Regions from separate parts of the Homo sapiens genome. Here region 2 is linked to region 1. A link is a loop called in an ENCODE intact Hi-C map of the cell type or tissue named here. Cell type or tissue: CD4-positive, alpha-beta T cell. All regions are shown on one strand. Each heading gives the region's core, and the rest is flanking DNA. Links, peaks and the distances in the headings are about the cores only.

What was found. Peaks named below come from ENCODE experiments on the same cell type or tissue, not always from the same donor. Only the 100,000 strongest peaks of a DNase experiment are listed, where the experiment ranks them.
Region 2: a loop joins it to region 1, with 4 times the contacts of the local background. A loop is called at or near these places in 2 of 110 quality-filtered maps.

Annotation. Positions count from the first base shown.
Region 1 is chr5:76,389,164-76,393,561 of GRCh38, forward strand. No RefSeq gene overlaps it. Among named protein-coding and RNA genes, the nearest start is that of IQGAP2, 12 kb to the right of the region's middle. In CD4-positive, alpha-beta T cell, for the core only: no CTCF peak of the experiment used is centred there; DNase peaks (open chromatin) are centred at 2,038 and 4,068.
Region 2 is chr5:75,058,144-75,062,541 of GRCh38, forward strand. No RefSeq gene overlaps it. Among named protein-coding and RNA genes, the nearest start is that of GCNT4, 7.8 kb to the left of the region's middle. In CD4-positive, alpha-beta T cell, for the core only: no CTCF peak of the experiment used is centred there; a DNase peak (open chromatin) is centred at 1,958; H3K27ac peaks cover 3,021 bases.

The DNA.
Region 1 (4,398 bases), core at 209-4,208:
CATGCTTCACTCAAGTTTCATTTGTTGTATTGGAGCTGCTTTTCGCACATGCTCATTTCAAACCACAATTTCACCATTGTTGCCAACTCGTCTCTTCTCCATAAGTAAGCATTTAGCTCTCCCGCTTCCATGCGAAAAAGCTGAATGATCCTCTCCAACCCCCTCGTGGCTGCTTCTCTTCTCTCAACAGGTTATCATTTTGACCACTCCCCTCTCAGAGCTTTGCATTAATAATTCAGAAACTGGCTGGGCGCCGTGGTTCATGCCTATGATCCCAGCACTTTGGGAGGCCAAGGCAGGCATATCACCTGAGGTCAGGAATTCAAGACCAGCCTGGTCAACGTGGTGAAACCCTGTCTCTACTAAAAATACAAAAATCAGCTGGGTGTGGTGGTGCACGCCTGTAGTCCCAGCTACTCCAGAGGTTGAGGTAGGACAATCGTTTGAACCTGGGAGGCGGCGGTTGCAGTGAGCCAAGATCGCACCACTGCACTCTAGTCTCGGTGACAGAGAGAGATTCCATCTCAAAAAAAAAAAAAAAAAAAAATTCAGAAACTGCTAAATAGTGAAATGACATGGCACAGTGAATTCTGTCAAAGCTCGCTTCTTCTCAGCGAGTGAGTAGAAGCCAGCATTCAGCTGTGCCCCGCGATGATGTTTTGTTGACCATAGACTCAGCTCAACTACACTATGACCCTTGAGATATTTCTTTTTCTATTCTTAGGCATAACCTGTCATTCTTCTCCCTTTATTTATGCAGCTTGTGTTTTTCCTAACCACTCTCTTTCTCCCGGGTCCCTAGACAGTGGAGCTACCAGAACATGTTGACATAACTTTTGCCCCCTGTCAGAGTTCCTGGCGCTGGAGCCACTGCGGTATGACCTGCTGTTGCCACAGGGTTTTTCTCTAGCTGGAATCATTCTCACCATGGGAGCCTGTCCACAATGGGTGGCACCTAGGAAAGTTAAATTCATGTTGCATTTTGTTTCATGAGACTCTTTCTTGAAGTTGAACTTTCTGGCTCTCTGGAATGAACATGCTTGCACTGAAAGCCTGTGAGAGACTTTCCAAGAGGTTACACAGTGTTTTTCCTTCTCAGAGACATCAGAGTTGATTCTCTTTCCAGATTCCATGCTAATATTTTATATCATTCTGCTATGCTGCTGCTCTGTTATTTTCTGGGTGGAGATACTGCAATGTAGGTGATCATTAATACATATATAGGTCAGGTACCAAGAATTAGCTCTCTGTTACAACCAGATGCTGTTTGGTCATTAGCCAAATATGGGAAATTATTGAACTTCTCCTTTCCAACAGGCCTTGCTGGTATCAAAGAGCCTGAGAGAGGCAAGAAATAAATTTCAGTTTGAGGCAAGTGATAGAAGACAAACCAATAAGTTAATTTTGGAGAGAACTGAGATTAGAGTTAACTATTCATTGATTTGAAAAATATTCACTGGGTGCCTACTATATGCAAGGCACTGGGTATAGAGCCATGAATAAAACTGAAGAGCTGTAAAATCAGAACAACAGATGACTTATGAAGCATTCCAAGTCATGGAGACCTGAGAACTCTTTGGGGAAGAAATGAAAATTACCTGGAAGTAGTCATTTTATATACCAGCTCAAGCTTGCGTCTTTCCTTTTCCTCTTTCTTTCTTACTTTCAAAAAATGTTCCTAAAATAGGACTCTTTCATCTGAGGTATCAATGAAGCCTGTTAGAGGCATCACAGGAGAAGAATCAGTTCCTCCCAGTATGAGATTATAGGGAGGAAGAAAGGAGGAATGTGACCTCTTCCCTTTGTGGTCCTTGGCCACTAGATCCTAGGGATTTTTAAAGGGACTAAGCAACTAAAGCAAGAGAAGTAAACACAAGTGGAATTCCAAAATCTAATTACAAAAATATATACAAAACAAAACCTTTAATTGCTTTGTCTCAAGATCTGTAACAAGGAATAAGAAGACAGCAAAAACAAAGAAAACCGTTGTTCCTATTGTGGGTTATTTTGCTCAAGGGAGGAAGTGGGTTTCAAGGTACCATGCATTGGCTGCGCGCGGTGGCTCACGCCTGTAACCCTAGAATTTTGGGAGGCCGAGGTAGGTGGATAACCTGAGGTCACGTTATCCCCATCTCTGCCGAAAATACAAAAAATTAGCCAGGCATGGTGGTGTGCACCTGTAGTCTCAGCTACTTGGGAGCCGAGATCATGCCTTTGCACCCCAGCCTGGGCCACAGAGCAAGACTCAGTCTCAAAAAAAAAAAAAGGCCGGGCTTGGTGGCTCACGCCTGTAATCCCAGCACTTTGGGAGGCCAAGGTAGGCAGATCACCTGAGGTCAGGAGTTCGAGACCAGCCTGGCCAATATGGTGAAACCCTGTCTCCACTAAAAGTACAAAATTTAGCTGGGCATGGTGGCACGTGGCCATAGGGATTTTGCTATGTTGGCCAGGCTGGTCTCGCTTTAACCTGGGAGGCAGAGGTTGCAGTGAGCCAAGATCGGGCCACTGCTCTCCAGCCTGGGTGACAGAGCGAGACTCTGTCTCCAAAAATAAAGAAAGAAAGAAATAGAAAAATAAATAAATGGAGCATGCATTGAAAAGGGTTATGCAATCACTGAACCATTTTGGAAGAGTTCTTGAAAAATCATACACATTATCTCTCACTCCACCACCACTACCCTATATGCAATTTTTTGGTAGCATAAAACACTTTTGTTCCTCAGAAATCTTCTAGATTTCATAACACTAACTTTGTAGCGTTAATGCCAGGCTGTCACTATACATAGCTGAATTCAATTGTAAACTTGTATTTATTTAGGGAATAAATCACTGTACATAGCCAAGCATGCCAGTATATCTCATTTAAAAATCCAAAACCTGGCTGGGTGTGATGGCTCACGCCTATAATCCCACCACTTTGGGAGGCCAAGGCAGGTGGATCACGAGGTCAGGAGTTCAAGATCAGCCTGGTCAAGATGGTGAAACCCCGTCTCTACTAAAAAAAAAAAAAATTACCCAGGGATGGTGGCACACACCTGTAATCCCAGCTACTCGGGAGGCTAAGGCAGGAGAATCGCTTGAACCCAGGAGGCAGAGGTTGCAGTGAGCCAAGATCATGCCACTGCACTCTAGCCTGGATGACAGAGCGAGACTCCGTCTCAAAAAAAAAAAAAAAATCCAAAACCTAATTTTTGAGGCTAATTACTCTAAAACTGACCAAGACCTTGAAACAGAGTGGATAGTCAGTGTTAGTTGAATTCTATTGAAAATTATATTACCACAGAGAAGCACTAACTTAAGCAGCAGAATAAGAAAAATTTCTAATAATGCTGAAAACAGAATAAAGAATATAAAAGCCATGTTAACATTTAAAAGCATTATTTGTAATTTGTTTACAAATAAGTTAGTGTAAAAATTAGAAAGAAAATCAAAGGGAGCGTGGGTTTTCTGGGCCCATGGGAATGCTAAATGCCAGCTAAATCTTTGGTGATCCTGAAAAGGAATTGCATATGAATTGGGACCAGATTTTCAAAATATCGATCAAAGATTTTATTGCTTATTGAAAGGGAACTGTCACCTGGCATATGAATCCTTTCTACAGCATTTCCAGCATAATGCTTTTTTTGTCTGTTTTTAAAGCACACCTCATAGTTTCAATGAAGCATTGTTCTAGGCCTCAAGTTTATACTAATTAACTGGTTTCCTGAGAAGATATAAACTCCAGACATTCAGAAGAGCTTAATATACCACATTTTAAAGGACACTTCAAGTTAGCATTACAGTTTGCAAAAGATAAATGACTAAATCTGTTCTATTTTGTTTAATTTTACCTCCCAGAATGTCTTCAGTTCTTTCAAGAAATTGTAGAATTCACTCTCAAAGTGAAAACAGTTTAAATTTGTTTTAAGATAACTTAAAGCAACACTGCTACACAACATGTAGAACTTTGAGTGAGAAGAAGGGCTGAGGCTTATGTGAAATCTAACAATAAACATGAAGAGTTTAAAATGACAGAACATGAAGCAGGGTTTCTCTGGTGACTGTGGTGCCTCCCCTCCCCTAAAGGGCCTTGTGGCTGATCAGCGGGAGGTTCCTGTCTTACATCTCAACACCACCACCCTTGTGCTGTGTATGTGGTCTTTGTTCGTATTAAATTCTCACAAAAATATCTAACATGTGACCTGATAAAATAAAAACTCCAACACTCCAACATGCTTCGAATACAGACATCTTAGGAAAATGAAAAGCTTTCTCAAACCAATTGTTTTTACTGAACCTGGCTTAGAAACTACACAGATCAAATGATAATCTCTGTATGCAGTAGGCAGATACTTTTTGTTGATGTCGCCACTTGTCAAGACCCAAACAGATCTATTTAGTGTCAAATCTTTGTCGAGC
Region 2 (4,398 bases), core at 164-4,163, 1.3 Mb before region 1:
CTACTCTTTTTAGAACAACGGCCTGTCCCACCTCCACATCACCTGTTGGCCTTTTTCCTGCTCTGTGGTCTTTATGACACTTATTACTATCTGAAATTAAATTGTTGCTTGTTTACTCTGCTCCTAGACATACTATCTCTGAGGGCATGAGCTTTATCTTATTCTCTGCTGTATTCCTAGCACCTAAAGAAATGTTGGGAACATATTAGGTGCTCATTAAATGGTTGTTAAATAAATGAATAAAATACATATTAACCAACTGAGAATGGACTAAGATAGCTTGGATTAATGCTCCTCACATTTGCCTGATAAGACTCATCTAGGCATTTGGAAAAAAATTTGCTGCAGGTTCTGATTCAGTAAGCCTAGAGTGGGGCTCAGGAATCTATAGTTTTAAGACATATCCCAGGTGATTCTTTTAATAGGACTGTCTGGGAAACGTGCATTACTACAGTAATAGAGGGTTGGTGGGAAAGAAAAGTGAATTGATAACAGCAGGTTGCAGAGGTCAGTGGCTGTTCATTGTAGTTATCTGGAGGAGATTTTAAAAATACTGATACCCACTCCAGACCAATGAAATTAGAATCTCTTAGGTGGGGGCAAACTTGGGCAGGGTATTAAAGCCCAAGGCAGAGCCCTCATGATGTAATCACCTCTTAAGGGTTCCGCCTCTCAACACTGTTGCATTGAGGATTAAGTTTCCAACACATGAACTTTGGAGAACACATTCAAACCCTAGTCCCTGGGACTACTGATGCTCAGACTCATTCTCAAAGATTCTGCTGTATTCGATATAAGGGAGTTGTTTTTCTTTGTGTGTGTGTGTGTGTTTGTGGGTGGCAGAGAGGAGAGAGAGAGAGAGAGGCCGCAGTGTTGCTAATTAGAGGTTTAGAAAGAAAGAGGAGAGCCTGGCCCATATAATCTTCATAATAACAACAGCTATCATTTATTGAGCAGTCACTATGTATCAGCCACTGTGATGCCTGCTTTGCACAGAGTACCTCATTTAATCCCCCACAAAAACTGTAGGAGGGAGGCACATTGGCAGCCCCATTTACAGACATAGGATGAGACTGGGGAGGATTACAAGGTTCTATGACTAGGGATTGGTAGAGCTGGGATGTCAGCCTAGAACTTATACTCATATCCTCTGCCAAAAACAGGTCTGAAGAGAATGTCAACAAGGAGAAATTCTCTGTGGTAGAGGTCACGTCCAGTCATTTTAAGCTATTTGCTGTGCTGTGTTGTGCTATAATTCTTTCCTCTTTGCCAGCAAGCCTTAAGCAAAGCTTGTTCCACATCAGCTGGCATGGATGGTGCTGTGGGGAAAAAGGAACCAGGTGGGGTGAGGTTAGCATAAGGCAGAAGGATGGAGGAGGTGGCGACAGCACTAGAGACTGACAGCAATGCCCAGGGACCAACCTGACCGGCAGGCTGATGGAGAGTTTCATAGAAAAGCAGCCATAGTGGGAGAATGTAACTTCTTGGGGAAAATGTAGAGAAATGGGGTAGAGGTACTAAAAGTGGGGTGTTAGTGGACTGCGAGGCTCAAGTCATCCCACAGTGCTTCTAAAGGAAAAGACGGTCCACAATTCCAGAGGGCTAGGGCCTCTCTGGGCTTGCATTACTACATATAAAGTCATTTGTGTCACAGAGCTGGGCTCTTCTAAATTTTACTGTCTATTTTTTTTTATTTATCCTGGATTTTGGGTGGGGGCTAAGACACATTTTCTTAAACCTTTTCATTTCCATCATCAGCATTTCTTTTGGGGCCATTTTTACACAAAGAAAAATAGTTTTGACTTTGCTCTATTTAATCATTTCATGACAGTTACTGTGTAGGCAATAAGGAACAGAGAACAAAAAAGCTATGCTGAGATAAAGATGTAAGGTGACTGGTGAGGCTCACCCACCAGCTAGGCAACTTGCCTTACCACTTCCTTGCCTCCAGCTTTGAAGGATAACATAGAACCTCATATCTCAGCCAAACTGCCATACGTCACGGAACTTTAAGATGTCTTGAGAACAGCCAAAAACATAAATGTTAACTGCTTTTAACTTTTAGAATACCAGTATTGACATTACAGCTTCAAATGTTTGCATCTACCATTTCTACTTTAAAGCTTAAAAAGCATCGTAGCCCAAAAGAAAAAAATAGGAACTTAAAAATATGTCCAGGAATTGAGAAGTTAACCACAAATCCTGACCTAGGGGCTAAAGTCTGAGGCAAGTTGATTTGACATGGCCTCAAATTCTGTTCCTCTTATTTAGATGGCTAAAAAAAATTAGGGACATAAGAACATTAAAATGAAGTTTAAGGAGAAATGAATCACATTTCTTGGCTTTTACATGTTAAGAAAGATGTGTCCCTCGTTTCCTTAAAATAGGCTTCAACAAAATGAGATGAGAAAAAAATTGGAGAGGGACTCCAAAGAAACACATGCAGAGCTGATGTGCTCGTGGCCTTCAATAGCACAGAAAATCCAAAGGGACTTAAAATCCAGGCCCACTGGGCACATACATTCACTTAAAAGCAACAAGCTAGTTCCCAGTGCACATTGAATTTGAGAAATATCTCGAATGGAATAAGATTTGAATAAAGCTTTTTTTTTTCTTTTTTTCCTGGAATGCGCTAGATTGGAAAAGAGAGAGACTCAAGAGCAGGTACTAATGTGTTTATATTAGAACTTATCAGTGAGGCTTCTGCATTCCATTTTCTCTCAGTGAGTTTATGTTTATCTTTTTAGAGACAGGGTCTCACTCTCTCACCCATGCTGGAGCACAGTGTTGCAATCATAGTTCACTGTAACCTCGAATTCCTGGGCTCAAGCGATCCTTCTGCTTTAGCCTCCCAAAGGGTTGAAATTACAGACGTGAGCCACCCAGGCTTGGCCCTCAATGAGTATTTCTGTCTGCCCTGTCTGCCTTTCATTCATTCGAAGGGAGCAAAAGTTGACTTCCCCAGCATGTATAAGTGGAAGGAATCAATAGGGCCACCATTACTCAGAATGATTCTGACACTGTTTTAATAATTTAACGTATATTTTCAGGTAAATACTTTTGGTTGAGCAAGAGACATACACAGTGCCTAACAGCATGAGCTCTGATGCCAGATTACCAGGTTCGAATCCCTGCTCCACCATTTGGTAGTTGCTATGTGGTCACATTACTTCATCCTGCACCTGCTACCTCATGTGCAAAATGGGGATAATAATAATCTCCCACCTTTTAAGTTGTGGTGAGGATTAAATGAGTTAATACATCAAAGGTGCTTATAACAATGACTGGTATATATAAGTGCTCAATAAATATTAGCTCTTACCCCAATCTCCTCCATCCTCCCTCCCCCATTTTGTTTCTGCTTGCTTATTTGTTTTTTAGCTGGCAGAGTCTGGAATTTGTGCAGCGGACTGCTCACCTGCACATGTGCATGTACTTCTCTCAACCAATTAAGGTAACACCACTTCCCTGGCTAGAGAGGAATGGTAGGTGGTACAGTTCTGGCCGATGAGACACAAGTTTCCTGGGGTTAGAGTGTGTTCAGGGAAGGTTTCTTTCCAAAATAAATGTCTTGGAAAAAATGTCTAATTCCTTATCCTAATGATGCTATTTCTACATGTATAACAACCTGTAACAGCACAGCCATCTTGGCACTGTGAAGGGACCAAGAAGAATTGTGAAAACAATAATGACATTGTTGAGTTGAAGACTTAATCAACCCTGAAGTTCCTGCCTCTGGATCTGTTAAATGAAATGATAAATTTTCCTTATTGCTTATGCCATTTTGAGTAGGGTTTTCTGTTGTTGTATCTGAAAACACTAACTGGTTGATATTTCTCGATCACCTACTATGTTCAAGATATTTTATAGGGAATACAAAGTGTAAAACCCTGAACCTGTTCTCAATAAGTTTTTCAGATACATGAGGTAGATAAACCATAAACAGAAAACTAGTAATGTCAGTGATATGGTTTGGATCTGTGTCCCCACCCAAATCTCATGTTCAATTGTAATCCCCAGTGTTGGAGGTGGGGTCTGGTGGTAGGTGACTGAATCATAGGGGTGGTTTATAATGGTTTAGTACCATCCCCCTAATGCTGTTCTCATGATAGAGTTCTCATGAGATCTGGTTGTTTAAAAGTGTGTGGCACTTCCCCCCACTTCCTCCTGCTCCCACCACGTAAGACATGCCTGCTTACCCTTTGCCTTCTGCCATGATTATAAGTTTCCCAAGGCCTCCCCAGAAGCCAAGCAGATGGCCAGAATCATGCTTCCTGTACAGCCTGCGGAAACGTGAGCCAATTAAACCTCTTTTCTTTATAAATTACCAAGTCTCGGTTATTTATTTATTGCAATGTGAGAAAAGTCTAATATAGCCATGCAGTAAATGTTAAGTGC